2 separate regions of the Homo sapiens genome follow, and region 1 is linked to region 2. A link is a loop called in an ENCODE intact Hi-C map of the cell type or tissue named here. Cell type or tissue: psoas muscle. All regions are shown on one strand.

Region 1 (8,000 bases), 370 kb before region 2:
TATAAATATTACTACTAGAAATTTCAGCTGGACAAGGCAGGTCACGACTGTAATCCTAGCACTTAGGGAGGCCAAGGTGGGCGGATCGCTTGATCCCAGGAGTTCGAGACCAGCCTGGGCAACGTAGTGAGAACCCATGTCTACAAAAATGGAAAAAATTAGCTGGGCATGGTGGCACGTGTTTGTAGTCCCAGCTACTCAGAAAAGTGAAATGGGAGGCTCACTTAAACCCAGTCAAAGATGGGTTTAATTCAAGGATTCAGTGAGTTTTAATTACACCACTGCACTTAAACCTGGGTGACAGAGGAAGACCCTATCAGAAAGAAAAGAAAAAAGAAAAGAGAAAAAAAGAAGAGACGAGACGAGACGAGAAGAGAAGAGAAAAGAAAAGGAAAGAAAAGAAAAGAGAAAAAAGGGAAGGAAGGGAGGGAGGAAAGGAGAGAGGGAGGGAGGAAGGAAGTGAGTTAGTTAATATGGCTCAGTCTAATACTACCACAGGAGTAGTAGTCATGAGATACAGGATAGGCCAAATGAAGCCCTCTTGAATTTCCCAGAGGTAGAGTTATAGCCCATCCACCTTGGTTCTCCAGCTACCAGGATGTCACCCTAGGACTGTCAAAAATAAAGGTGGTTCTAACTACCTTGTGTTCCAGTTATACTCTCTGAAGCCTTGGCCCTTCAATTCTGAGAGCTGCTCCAATATTCCTCCCAGCTAATTATGTAACGTAATAAATTCACTTTTTGCAAGCCATTATTTGTAAACCAAAGGCCGCGATTAAGTCAGTAAACTATATGGATATATTTTTCTAAAATGTTCTCAATTCATGAAAGATGAGCTATATCTTTATATTATGACCACAGATAAAATGCTTATATGATTTTTGTAAACATATAACCTGCTTAATTATTCTGGGAAGGCAGCTGAACTACTAGATCATCAGGCTATAATGCCAAGGTTAGGGTGCTAGGTTTTAGTACCAGCTTGGTAACTTACCTTCAGCAAACTTTTACAAACTTTGATTTTTTAAAAAATGACTAAGGTGTTTAAGTTGTGTGAAACTTGGATAGTGACAAGAAAGGTGGTTCAGCTTGTAAAATTCCTACCAAACCCTGATAGACACTGTGAGACACAAGAACAATTTTTCAAAGGGCATAACATATACAAAGTTAACAATTGCCTGCATTTATATTGTGCCTTTCATATTTATTACCTCAGCTTCCCCCCCCCGACACACACACATACACACACAATCTATATTTTACACTGGAGGAAATAGCTCAAACTAAATAACTTGCTCAAGGTCACCAAACTAATCTAGGTATCTCAGACTCAAAGACAAGTCTTTTGACTCTCACCTTATGTGCCTTTTATTTTATTCTATGCTGCATTCTAACAATAATCACATGAGGACCAAACAAATACATCCTTTCACAAAGCCACGCAAGGGGCTTAAACTACTGAGTGATTTAATCCGTTTTTTGTTTCAGGAAGATCATTTTGGTCGCTGTGTGAAAATAGATTGGAACAGGATAAGAGTAAACACAAGAACAGACAGGAGGCTGTTGCAGTAACCCATGTGAAAGGTGATGATGGCCTATGTTAGGGTTAACATGTTCAAGTATCTCAGTTTCTCCAGAACAAGTATGTCTCCTATCTCAGTATAAATATTATCATAATGCCCCCTCTTTCACTCTCAAGTTCCCTGACTTGGATGATCAATTACAGGGTCACTATAGCCAAGGCAACAAGCAATGGCAATGTAACAGAGCATAGTAGTTATCACCAGAGTTCCTCACAGCTCTAATTCCTTCCTGTCTAAAATCCTGGCTCTTAACCCTTTCAGGGGCATGAATTTCTTTGAGAATTCAATAAAAGCTGTGGTAGAATAGTGCATTAACTCTGGTATTACACTGACTAAATACATCTATCTGTTTGCTTTTTTTTTTTCTTTGAGACTCACTCTGTCGACCAGGCTGGAGTGCAGTGGTGCAATCTCACTGCAACCTCCGCCTCATGGGTTCAAGAGATTCTCCTGCCTCAGATTCTATTAGCTGAGGCTCGGAGTAGCTGGGAGATTACAGAGGCGCATGCCACCACACCCAGCTAACTTTTATTTTTTTGTAGATATGGAGTTTTGCCATGTTGGTCAGGCTGGTCTCAAACTCCTGACCTCAAGGGATCTATCTGCCTGCCTTGGCCTCCCAAAGTGCTGGGATTACAGGTGTGAGCCACCACGCCCGGCCATCTGTTTGCTATTTACCAACTCTGTGACTGCTTTCTTCACGTGTAATTTACTCATGTGAACTGGTACTTACATCAGGCTTGGGATGATTAGATGAAATAATGCATGGCATGGCAATACAGGATGCTTTCAGTAAGTTGCTATCCTATAGTGATGTTCTTTATTGCACTGTTTATTATTGCCACAAAATTAGAAATGACCTGAAGTCTAAGGATGAGGTTAAATAAGCTGTAATATGTCCATACCATAGAATATCATGGAATAATTTAAAATAACAGAGTAGGAGCATAAGCTAAAAATTTGAAAAATCTACAAGATGACTTAAGTGGATAAGCAAACTGCAAAACAATATGTACTGAATAATTGATAGACACACACCAAAACACACTTTTAAAAAATTAACACAAAAAACACACATATACACACACACATATGTATATATAATGTACACAGAAAGAAGTTGTGAAGTACACACATCAAACTGGTAACTGGGTTACCTCTGGCTAGGAAGGTAAGATTAGAAAAGAGGAAATAAAAATAAATTTTTGCTTTTTAGTGTATGTATTCCTGTATTATTCGAATTTCACAATAAAAATGTGTATTAATTTATGCCCTTTAAGGTAAAATGCATTGCTTCTGAAGCTTAACTTCTTAAAACAAGTTTCCTCCAGTTACAGTGTTCCAGTGTTATAAGGAACATAGCAAAGGAGAATGCAAATAACTTAAATTTCTATCATAGATTACTAAAACAAGAACAGACACTATCTTGAAGTCCAACAACCCCTCTCATCATTTTATAAATAAGTAAACTAAGACTCTGAGACATCAGGTGAGTTACCCATGGCCACACAGCAAACGAGTCAGAGTTCCTTCCTCTGATGACTATATTATGCATTGCTCTTGTTCTTTCCATTTTGAAAACTTTGCTCTTATTTTTTTTCCCTCCCAATCTCTAAGATGCCCCCATTCTCATTCACAATAAACTAAGGGATATAACTGTTCAGTAAATGAATATATTTTCTGAGGGCTATTAACATTCCCTTTTCTTGATCAAGTAGATTAGATCATTTTCCTTACACCCCACCCCCCGCCGCCTTTATTATAGAGTAGGAGTATAAGCTAAAAATGGTAATCCCCTCCCTTTAAACATTTTTTCTAATTGCCCCCTGGTTTTTAAAAATTGTTGCCCCTTCTCAAAATAGTTTCCAGCTTTGAAGGTTAAAATATGAAATACAAATGAATTCTCAAGCATTTTTGAACTCATTAAGAAAAAAAGTAAAGAATGAAGAGAAAACGGAGATCCAGAAACCTCTCACTATCAGTCTGATCTATTTACCGGCATGAGTCAGTCTCTTTTTAGAAATACAAGGAAATCTACATGTGACTTCGTAAACTTTATAAAGTTTGAAATATTACAGTTTAAAGAATACAATGATAGCTATTCATTATGCTTTTATTACACTGAATCACAGTTAATTTTTTTCTGAACTGTTGAGAAATGTGTCACCTTTGCAAAGGTAAGTATATTGTGTTTCATTATAAATATCCAAAAGTTGGCAATCCAGTATCATATCAGAATAAGACATGCCTACACATTCTAGTACCTTTGGATTTTACCGATTTTATATCTTTCTAAAACAGAATACTTACTGTCTTGTTTTCTTAGTGGGGGCACACCATCATAATGTAACCACTTCTTGGTGACTCAGTCTTCATTTAGAATATTAATTACTACGCTGCAAGCACTGTGGTGAAATGATGCCCTAGAGGCTATTATACTTCTAATTAAATAATTGAGAACCATGGCTCAGGCCTATAATTCAGCACTTTTGAGACGTTGAGGCAGGATGATTGCGTGAGCCGAGGAGTTCAAGACCAGCCTGGGCAACCTAGGGTGACCCTGTCTCTACAAAAAAAATTAGCCAGGGGGTGGCAGCACACACCTATAGTCCCAGTCCTGAGGCAGGAGGATCACTTGAGCCTAAGAGGTCACGGCTGCAGTAAGGCATGACTGTGCCACTGCACTCAAGTCTGCGTGACAGAGCAAGACCCTGTCTTTAAAACAAATAAATAACAATTTTTTAAAAGTTAGCCAGGTGTGGTGGCACATGCTTGTAATTCAGGGGCTGAGGCAGTAGAATTGTCTGAGCCCAGTTCAAGGCTGCAGTGAGCTATAACTGCACCCTTGCACTCCAGCCTGGGCAAAAGAGTAAGACCCTATTGCCAAAAAAATAAAAAATAAAAAAATAAAAACAAAATTACATTTTTAATTTTCTTTTTTGTAGAGATGGGTCTCACAATATTGCCCAAGCTGGTCTTGAATTCCCATCCTCAAGCAATCCTCCCCTCTCAGCCTCCCAAAGTGCTGGAATTACAGGCATGAGCCACTGCACCAGACCACATTTTTGGTTTTCTAATCTTTCTTTCTACTTTTCCCCTTACCTCTTTGCAGTTGGGATTAGCTATGCCTATCCATAGCAATGCTCCCTTTCCAATCTAATTTCCTATATTATGGTACATTGAATAACTAAGCTTTTTGAACTGTTTATATGAGAAGTCTCTAAAATGAGGACCTCTTCTATTTTAAAAACATATTACAGGTTGAGTATCCCTTATCTGAATTGCTTGGTACCAGAAGTGTTTCAGGTCTCAAATTTTTCAGATTTTGGAATATCTGCATATACATAATGAGATATCTTGTGGAGGGGATCCAAGTCTAACTACAAAATTCATTTATGTTCCACTTACATCTTACATACATGTCCCGAAGGTAATTTTATACAGTATTTAAAAAATAATTTTGTGCATGAAATAAAGTGTATACTGAACTATCAGAAAACAAAGGTGTCACTATTTCAGACACCCACATGGACAACTGGTTGTTTTTTGGCATAACCATCATTCCTGACTCTGAACTTATATGCTACCAATAAGTAATCACTTTTTAAAACTTATTCATACTTAAGTACTTAACAGGAAAATGCAAGCCAACCTCTCCTCTTCCTCCTCAACCTACTCAACTCATGTTGAGTAGTTGAGATGACGAAGAGGAAGGTCTTATGACGATCCATTTTGATTTAATGAATAGTAAATGAATTTTCCTTATGACTTTCTTAATAACATTTTCTTTACTCTAGCTTACTTTATTATAAGAGTACAGCATATAATATATGTAATACACAAAAATATGTGAATCAACTTGTTACCAGTAAAGCTTCTGGTCAATAGTAGGCTATCAGTAGTCAGGTTTTTGGGGAAGCAAAAGTATACGTGGATTTTTGACTGAGCGGGAGAGGGAGGGAGTTGGCACCCCAAACCCCCATGTTATTCAAGGGTGAACCATATATTAAAGCCCATATCTCCACCACACACAAAAATAAAATCCAAGAAGATTAAAGAATTAAAGGCAAAATCATAAAATCTTTAGAAAATAACTGCAAATGTCTTCATATCCTACAAACAGGAAGGTCCAAAAAAGACACCAAAAAAACCATAAAATACTGATACTTAACTACAATGGAATTCAGATGTTTGGTCTCCAAAAGACATAATAAAGAGAGAAAGTAATCCATACACATGGGAAAGATAGCTGTAACACATAATAAATGATAAAAATTAGTATCCAGACTGGGCATGGTAGCTCATGCCCACAATCCCAGCACTTTAGGAGGCCGAGGGAGGAGGACTGCTTGAGTTCAGGAGTTCGAGACCAGCCTGGGCAACATGGCATCCCTGTCTCTACAAAAAATACAAAAATTAGCCAGACATGGTGGCACACCTGTAGTCCCAGCTACTTAGGAGGCTGAGGTGGGAGGATGACCTGAGACCAGGGAGGTTGAGACTACAAACAATTCTATAGTTAGTCAAAGGTTTTGCCAGTCTTTCTAAACACCTCATAGAAAAGGAAACATAAATGGTCAACAAACATAAAATGAGACTCAAGCACCTCATTAATAATCTTGGAAAGGAAAATTGAAACCATCCAAAATACTATCTTATGCGTACCAGACTGGCCAAAAACGTAAAGTGTGACAACATACAGTGTTCCCAAAGATATGGAGGGATACAAGCTCTCCAACATCACTGGTAGAAAGTGACCTGTTTCAATGACTTTAGGGGGAAAAAAAACCTTGGCAATATCTAGTAAAACTGAAGACACACACATCCTATGACCCAGCAATTCCACTGTGTTACCCTAACCTAAAGTAGGAGTCAACAAACTTTTCTGTAAAGGGGAAAATAGTTAAATATTTTAGGCTTTGCAGACCACACAGTCTGTGGAGCAAACTACTCAGATGTGCCTTTGTAACACAAAAACAGCTAGAAATATGTATATGAATGGGTGTGGCTATGTTCCAATAAAACTTCATTTAATAAAACTTCATTTATAAAACAGGTGGCCTCCCAGGCAGTCTCCCAGTCTCTGTTCTAGAGAAACTCCTGCAGACATACATACATCAAAAGACATGTCCAAGAATATTCACAGCAGCATAGTTCATCATAAAAACAAATTGGAAACAACCTAAATATCTATCAATTGTAAAACGGGTAAATTGTGATATTAACAACCAACAGAATATCAGAATAGTAAAAGTAAACTATGGCGATGTGCAACATCATTTTGAATCTCAGGAACATGATGAATGTAAAGAGCAAGTCAGGTGAAATTTATATAAAGTTCAAAAACATACAAAAGTAAATAATACAATGTTTAGAATAAAACTACTGAAAAACCAAGGGAATGATATACACAAAATTTATGACAATAGTTACTTCTGATGGTTGTATGACAGAGGATAGGACAGTGAGACACTCACACATAATGGAACATCTACGTGATTAAAACATGTATTGTAACTTTTTAGGGAGGGGGAGGGAAGTTCAGTGATGTTTCTCTTCTGTAAAAGTAGATGGGGGATATGATAACTGGTCTACATAACTGATTTATTCACTTTATTCTTTGGAGAACAATGAATCCATTTTTTGTGAATTAAGTTCCAAAACAAAAATGAAGTTGTATTTCTAAGAACCCTGGGGTTTTGTGGCATAAAAACAACTATACTAGATGGTCTTTATGACAGTTTTGAGGCCTAATAGTATGACTCTAAGATTAATTATCTACAAACCTAAGGAAAAAAACAGTCCTTCATTTCAAAAAGTTACATGATATGAGATATAATATCATCCCAAGAACAAATAAGTTGTTAAAAAATTTGAAATAGTCTCTGATCTCCCCTTCCTAAAGCACTTATGCTGAGATACTGTGCAGCCCTTATAGGTTAGAATGGTAATGGCAGAAGATTAGGTTAGATTAGAGAAGCTAACGTTGAGTGAAGACCATGAGAAACTAGTAACAATACCACACACTGTGTATAGTGTTTTTGTTTTGTTTGTTTTGAGACACAGTCTGGCTCTGTTGCCCAGGCTGGAGTACGGTGGCATGATCTCAGCTCACTGCAACCTCTGCCTCCCAGGCTGCTCAAGTAATTCTCGCGCCTTAGCCTCCTGAGTAGCTGGGATTACAGGTGCACGCCACCATGCTCTGCTACTTTTTTTTTTTTTTTGAGATGGAGTTTCGCTCTTGTCACCCAGACTGAGTGCGGTGGTGCGATCTCGGCTCACTGCAACCTCTGCCTCCCGGGTTCAAGCGATTCTCCTGCATTAGCCTCCCGGGTAGCTGGGATTACAAGCACCTGCAAGCACACCCGGCTAATTTCTGTACTTTTAATAGAGACGGGATCTCACCATGTTGGCCAG
Region 2 (8,000 bases):
TAGATACATAGAAGCAGCTCAACTGCTTATGGGAGCTTGGAAACAGTTCGTGCTCAAGTGTTTTGGACATTCCCCCAATATTCTGCATACATTGTTTCTGTGCCTTGTCTCTGAAGAATCTTTATGCTAATTTACGGTCATATTCTTCTCTGCTAACGGGGGTGGGAATGCAGAGAGCTTCTGTCTGTTGCCTCTGAATGTGTGCAGTGCATGTGAAGAGAAAGAGTCAACACAGGCTAGATTCCCTAGGGAGAATCTCATTCTTGATATTGAGAACAACTTACTTGACTTATAGGAGTGAAAATCCTATGAACTGGATGAGGCTGTGCTATTATTCTTGGGATGAAAGATGGATGGAAAGACTCCTTTTATAGAAATTATTTTTGATGACTCAGGAACACTGTGATACCTTCAGGTCTACTGAAATGTACATGGCTATTTATCTCTATACTAAAATGACTCCAGCTTTCTATGCTTTTGGGATTCCTATTTGTGCTTTTGTTGCTATCTTGTGTCTTTCAGCTAACCTCACTTTTTTGATTCCCAGTATGCCTCTCACTAGCAGTTCAGTATCTTTCTTCTAATTTGTTGCCTGCTTCCAATATTCCAGGGACTAAACAAAAGAAGTAATAATAACAACAACAAAAATTCGGAAGGGTAAGTCTGTTAGAGCTGTTTGTGAAGCAAGAATGAAAAGAATCCAAATGAGTCTGAAAGGCCTTTCTGTGACTGCTTGGCATGAACTTTGGAACCCGGACATTGTGAGGTCTACAGTGGCTGTCTGGGGGTCTTTTCCACTTCCCTGTCCTTGACTGTCAGCTGGAGAGGTGATTTCAGGATTGGTGAGACACTACCGCACATATGTCTTACCATGGCAACCTCAAGGCATTCCTCTGAGGCCAGGATGTGGTTTCATTTCTCAGGGGAGTAGACTGAGGGGGAAACAGAAAAGTGTGAGGATGGCTTTCCATGAGGCATGGCCCTCAGGATCATGCTAAATGAAATGACATGTTGGTGTGTTTATCTGCAAACAGCCACATTGACTACTCACTTATTACAATTTTGAAGCTTATTAAAACAAAAAATACAGAGTCTTGCTGTGTTGCCCAGGCTGGAGTGCAGGGGCATGATCTCAGCTCACTACAACCTCCGCCTCCTGGGTTCAAGCAATTCTCAGAACTCCGGGTGTGGTGGCGCATGCTGGGATTACAGGCATGTGCCACCATACCCAGCTAGTTTTTGTATTTCTAATAGAGACAGAGTTTCACCACATTGGCCAGGCTGGTCTTGAACTCCTGAGCTGAAGAGATCTGCCTGCCTCGGCCTTCCAAAGTGCTGGGATTAAAGGCATGAGCCACTGTGCCTGGCCTGAAGCTGATTTTTTAATAGTTTGATCAGAGCTGCTTATTTCTTGACCTCTTTCGGAGACCTTCTGGAAAATTCTGGTGTCAGAGAAGGAGCACTCAGGAATCAGGAGTCAAGAGTTGCAAACTAGGCTGGGTGCGGTGGCTCAAGTGTATATTCCCAGTAGTTTGGGAGGCCAAGGCGAGAAGATCCCTTGGGGACCAGGCCAGGAGTTCAATACCAGCCCGGGCAACATAGTGAGACTATGTCTCTTAAAAAAAAAAAAAATTAGCTAGACATGTACCTGTAGTCCCAGCTACTTGGGAGGCTGAGGTGGGAGGATCACTTGAGCACAGGAGTTAGAGGTTACAGTGAGCTATCATTGCATTACTGCACTCTGGCCTGAATGACAGAGTGAGACCCTTTCCCAAAAAATAAGAAGCAAAGAGTTGCAGACTAGATCTTGTTCTGTGAGGTTGCTTAACCGCTCTGAATTTCAGTTATAAAATGTGAGGGCATTGGTTAAACCTGCCCTTTGCTAGGATCCGTCTAATAACACCCTATATATCTTTGATTTCTCTGTGAGCTCTGCAGAGCTGACCATCTCCAAGACTGGGGGAAAGTGGTTGTATAAGGGCAGCTTCTTATAGGGAATGGCTGGGGAGCAGGGCTGTCCCCAGAGAGGTGATGGGCATTTATATAGTTTTTTCGGCATCACAGACACAGGATTAGCTTACACTAGCAACCACCTACACCCTCCCTTGGCATGAGCCTGGAGTCTGGGAGGACTCCACCTGGATGGGTGGCAGGTGGCATCAGCTCTTCACATCCATCCTTGGTTTCCCTTGGATCCCTCTCCATCACTGTCTTTATTCACCTCAGCCTCCCCCAGCTGGAGCCACAGGCAGCCCTGTCCCATTCCGGAGCCAGTTCTGACCAAGGCAGGAAATGGATGTGGAGCCTCCGCCTGCCACTGGAGGGAGGAGGGGGCTGGAATTAGGTCTCATGTTTTCAATCAGCAACAATCGCGCCTCGGTTAAACCTCAGAGGCGACGGTGGTAGCACCACTCAAAGCTTACATTAAGTTGTTTCCTCAGATGTGGGATCCAGAGGCTTAGGCACGACTCACAGGCTCCTGGGTGCCTTTCTCCTGCGCTCAAGTCTCCTTTCCTCAAATCCAAATGAGGACTGGGTGTGTCAGAGGCAGTCTGGCTGCCTGGGCAGCTCCTGAGTTCCAGAATTTCCTAATCTTCCTTACCCCCAATGGCATCTGCAGCAATTCCCAAGTCCATAATCTGACCATAGTATTGTCTGGCCTTCCAGACCCTTCCTTGAGGCTCATTTGGAGGCTGGGTGCCCCTGGGACAGTGCAGCCTTCCTTCTGACTGTTGGGGATAAACAGCTCAGGGTCCTACCCCAGGTCTGGACTCTGCTGGCATCTCTTCTAATGTCGGGGGTCATCTGTCAGTTAAGAACTACCCTGAGGAGTGGCCTCCAAAGATGGAACCATTAGCTCAGAGGCGCAACATACTTGGTTCCATAAGCCTGCCTCTTTTATGGCCCTAGGAAAGCAAGAGCAGATCAATACATGCTTTTTGAAAGAATCTCAGAGTTTGTGGCAGAACCATTCTGAGATGTGATTAGGACTTGGGACACACAGGTCTTCCTAAACTCTTCTTGAAGGACATTGATTGACCTGAACTGTAACTAATACTGGCTAAGCCAGAATCTTGGAAAAGGTAATATGAGGAAGGTTGTAGTGATAGGAGCTTTTGGTGTCTGAGGAGCAGAACTGAAAATGGAGAAGCCAAGGAGGGTAGAGAATTGGTCAGGGTGTCTGCCTAGAGGCAAGTAGACGCTGATTCTAGACAACAGGTGCTGGGCCTCAGACAGTGGGGGAACAGTGTGTGCTGGGATTGGCCCTCGGAGCATGCAGCGCCCAGGCTCAGGTTTGGTGCTCCTAAGCACGGCCCTGAACCACTGCTGGCCGGGGGGCATTCCTCTACCTCCAGGCTTCGCTGTGGCTCTGCTCTGAATTTGCTATTTGACAAGGATAGCCAGGAAGAGCAGTTCCCTCCCTTCCTCTGCCTGCGCCAACCCCATCAGCAGCCTGTGGTCAGAGGTGCCCTCCTACCCCCATTTCCATGGGTGCCCATGGGAGCAGCATTGGAGGGCAAATCCAGGAGGCCTCTCCCCACCTGCTGCCTCCATCACCCCCAGGGCTGCCTGGCCAGGCTATCTTGCTCACTTTCAGGAAAAGGATCACAGGGAAAGGAACCTCCAGAACCCTAGAAGAGAGACCTCAATGCCATAAGGAAGAGTCTGGGGCAGAGGGGACGGTGGAGGGTAGGGGAGGGAGTGAAGCCCACTTGAGCTTTTGAAAATCTTCCTCCCTTTGAGTCTTCCCCAGCCCTAAGGCTGTTGGTGGGGCATCAGCGACCCCTGCTGGCCACCACATCTGGGATTTCCTCTGCCCTCCAGACCTCCATAGCTTTCCCCTCTGCTTTCAAGCCTCCCCTTCTTCCCAGGTTGAGGATTCTCTTCTCCCCAGAGACCCCACTCCCCCTTCCCTACTAGCCTTGCCTGTCTGTCCCCAGTTTTCTTTTATCCTTTTCTTTTACATATTCCATTCCCTTTTTCTTCTGGCAGAACTCAGCTTCTGTCTTTTGGAGCCTCCCTGCAGAAAACCACCTGTAGGGAAGAGATGGATAAAGCAGTGATAAGGCACCTGGTAAAGCATAACACACAGGAATGTCCAGGGGCTCATCTGGGCTGGAACAATAGATCCCTTTAAATGTGCTATCTGTCCCTCATATTTCTTCCATTTCACTCCAAGCCGAAACAACTACAGTTTATTATTTTATTATTATTTTGAGATGGAGTCTCACTCTGTCATCCAGGCTGGAGTGCAGTGGTGTGATCTCGGATCACTGCAACCCCCACCTTCCGAGTTCAAGCAGTTCTCCCTGCCCCAGCCTCCTGAGTAGCTGGGATTACAGGTGCCCACCACTATACCCGGCTAATTTTTGTATTTTTAGTAGAGATGGGGTTTCGCCATGTTGGCCTGGCTGGTCTTGAACTCCTGACCTTAGGTGGTCCGCCTGCCTTGGCCTCCCAAAGTGCTGGGATTCCAGGCATGAGCCATCCTGCCTGGCTGAACTATGGTTTACTGAATGCCTATTCTGTGCCTGTCTGTGTGTAGGGGACATACTTTGTGCCTCACTTTGCTCCTGTCCAGAGGCACCAGTCTCATGTTGAGGCAGGAGAGGAATGGTTGTGGGAGGATGTGGGTGCAGTTGGATGTCCAGCTTGCCCTGCCCCAACCTCTCTATAACTCATGCTGGTCACAGTGATCAGGCTTTCTTTAGTCTCAGGGCACAAGATTCTCAAGCTTGGCCACCTCATTCCATAAAATAGATAAGAAGTAGCTGCCCAAGTGGAGTTCCCTCTCTTAGGCCTTTGTCAGTCTTGCTCTAGCCTTGGCCTCTGCAGTGTCCTGGGTTCTCATGGCTTGCCATCCAGATGCAGGGCATGCATGATGAGGGGTGTAGGTAGGGGATACACCCATCTCAGGAGGCCAGGACCAGAGTCCCCCGCCCACCTCAAAAGGGCCCCATGTAGGGGCTAAAGGCCGTGGTTAAGTCAGAGGATTTTTATTTTTCTTAAAAGGGAAAAAGCTAAGATACCCTAATAAAAATGAGGCTTATTCTAGAGCAGAAAGCTCTCAGCCTGAGCTCCAGTCCAACACAGATAGGCACTCACTTCCTGGCCCAGGCCTTAATTTCCCTATTATATGGGAGCTAGGATACCCCCCAAAGGTCCTTCTTTTTTTTTGCTCTGAAGTTCTGTGGTTCTATTTTTCTTGCTTTTGCATGGCCAGGCAGACTAGGATGCAGCTTTGATCTACCTTGCGCCAGCTACCTCCCACCCACTCACGTGGATTCTAGGCTTTCATTTTTGCTGGAGTAATATTTTTCTGATGTTTATTTTTAAAAGTTCTGCATCTGTGGTGACCATCTCCCATTTGGAAAATTAACTACTTACAGATGTTGTGTGTGGCACAGCATTCTCCCAGGCAATGAAACCGCTGGGGTTTGGCTATCATTTCAAAAGTAAGAGGAGGGAAGGAAAGATGTATGTCTCTGATGTAGGTGTCAAAACTTCTTGACCTTCTGTAAAATGCCCAAATGTGATTTACTTTTATAAATTGAAGAGTGGAGAATTTCTTAAGCCTTGAGAGCCCAAGTGTTAAAAAACTCAAATGGAAATGGTCATATGTGGGATGTTTATGGTCATTTGTGGAATGTTTGCAGAGGGAAGGCACTAGCTGCGCGGCTGGGGCTGAGTGAACTCCTATGCTGTGCATAGAATACAGAGCTTAGCCCTCATCACCCCCATCCCCATGGTCAGCTGTGGCCAGTCAAGGCAGTGATTTATGTTGCTTTCCAGGATCTAGGTAAAGTGCATCCCAGCCTTGAGCAGAACCAGCAGATCCTTCTGACTCCAGGGTGCTGTGAAGACTCACTGGCTCTCTACCCTGTGTCATCCACCCGACCTTGACTTTCATTTTTGATTTCTGCCCTCCCTAGGAACTTGCACACGTCCTCCTCAAGACCTCCATCTCCAGGCATCACCCTTGCTCCTCTCCTCCCACACAACAGAAAATAGTTCCAGGATTAAAAAGACATTTTGTAAGATCCCAGTGAACTCTCACACAAAGCTCATTTTTTGTTTTCTTATTCATTGGCCACCCCCAGCTTCCGCCTCCTCAACAGTTGTCAAATACAGGCTCAACTCGAGAGAAGGAGCCATAGCCAGCTCTTTGTGTGGATGTTGATGCTGTGTATGTGTGCGGTGTGTGTGTATCTGCAGAGTGGGGTTTGTCTATGTGGAGTGTACACGTGTGCTGGTATTTGTGGCTGGGAGGAACCAACAGGACAAGAGCTCCTTTCCCCAGATGGGGCTTGCCCTGGCTGAGACATCTTTCTTGCCTGGATCTGGGACAGCTTCCTTTTTGCTACTGTTCCATTTCTGTCTCTGTTGATTTCTCCTGTCTTTGTTTCTTTCTACCAGAAGGTTCCTGCAGCCTTTGTCCTGTGAGAATGACTAAGGATAAATAAAAATTTGAGTAGCAGAGGAACTCAGAGACTGTCTCTCAAGTCTAATGAATCTGACTGCTTTAAATGTGAGAAGACTGAGGCTCGTTCTGTGCAGTGCGTTTGAACAGAAAGTTCATGCTTGTTCCACATCAGCAGGTTTAAACATTGTGTTAATGTTTTGTATCTCTGGTAAGATTTTTTGAAAGAGACACTCAAAAAGTGGGGGGAGCATAAGTACTATTCATTATAGGCAGATGGATGAGGATTTAGAATGTGGAGATTTGGAAGACAAAACTCAAGCTAGACACAATTTGTTTTCAAGGGAGAAAAATTAGGCAAAAAGTTAATGTCACTTATTCAAGATTTAGTAGAATAAATATGGGAGAAATAAATTGAGTGTGTGGTAAATTTATGAATAGTGACAGTGTTTCCTCTTGGAATGTGATAACTACTAAAAAAAAACTGCATGCAATAATAGCAATTCAGTAGGTGATATGATTTGGCTGTGTCCGCACCCAAATCTCAACTTGAATTGTATCTCCCAGAATTTCCACGTGTGGTGGGAGGGAGCCAGGGGAAGGTAATTGAATCATGGCAGCTGGTCTTTCCCCTGCTATTCTCCTTATAGTGAATAAGTCTCACCAGATCTGATGGGTTTATCAAGGGTTTCTGCTTTTGCATTTTCCTCATTTTCTCTTGCGACTGCCATGTAAGAAGTGCCTTTTGCCTCTTGCCATGATTCTGAGGCCTCCCCAGCCATGTGGAACTATAAGTCCAATTAAACCTCTTTTTGTTCCCAGTTTTGCGTATGTCTTTATCCGCAGCATGAAAACGAAATAATACAGTAGGAAACATTGATAAGTTGTACACTTTAATCTTCTTCTACGTATATAACAAAGAGAAACAATTCTTTTTCAAAGAAATAACATGGAAATTTGTCAACCATGTCGATCATTTAAAAGAGGCATGTCTAGACTAAGTGGGAGGAAGAAGGGAAGAAGGAGATAGATGAAGGACAAAGTCCACTGATGGAAAATAATAGCATGTGGATTAGGGTTCCCTTTCAGTAACTGGACGAATATGGGGAAAACTTTGTCTGCATGTTAGCAAATCAGAGAATACATCTTTATCTAGTATTCTTTCATCTCAAAATAAATATCAAACAAAAGATGAATTTTTAGGCTCTAAATCTGGGACAAAGAGAAGGAAATGGATAATTGTTTGCTAAGTGATCACACAGAGAACCTTTTCTTATTGTGCAAGACTTATTGTGAAGACTTTGAAGGGCTCCTCTCAATTTGGCTATCATTTCAAAAGTAAGAGGAGGGAAGGAAAGATGTATGTCTTTGATGTAGGTGGCAAAACTTCTTGACCTTCTGTAAAATGCCCAAATGTGATTTACTTTTAGAAATTGAAGAGTGGAGAATTTCTTAAGGCTTGAGAGGCCAAATGTTAAAAAGCTCACATGGAAATGGTCATTTGTGGGATGTTTATGGTCATTTGTGGAATGTTTGCAGAGGGAAGGCACTAGCTGTGTGGCTGGGGCTGAGTGAACTC

Evidence for each region. Peaks named below come from ENCODE experiments on the same cell type or tissue, not always from the same donor. Only the 100,000 strongest peaks of a DNase experiment are listed, where the experiment ranks them.
Region 1: it touches region 2 in a loop (2.6-fold over the local background); 21 of 110 quality-filtered maps call a loop at or near these places.

What each region holds. Positions count from the first base shown.
Region 1 is chr2:42,235,103-42,243,102 of GRCh38, reverse strand. The region is part of intron 1 of EML4 (EMAP like 4); the gene reads right to left. Among named protein-coding and RNA genes, the nearest start is that of EML4-AS1, 69 kb to the right of the region's middle. In psoas muscle, a CTCF peak has its summit at 4,180 (motif pointing right); no DNase peak of the experiment used is centred here.
Region 2 is chr2:41,865,691-41,873,690 of GRCh38, reverse strand. It overlaps the pseudogene RNU4-63P. Among named protein-coding and RNA genes, the nearest start is that of LINC01913, 7.9 kb to the left of the region's middle. RefSeq lists a silencer at 3,774-3,873. In psoas muscle, CTCF peaks have their summits at 2,330 (motif pointing right) and 3,787 (motif pointing left); DNase peaks (open chromatin) are centred at 2,300 and 3,770; H3K27ac peaks cover 820 bases.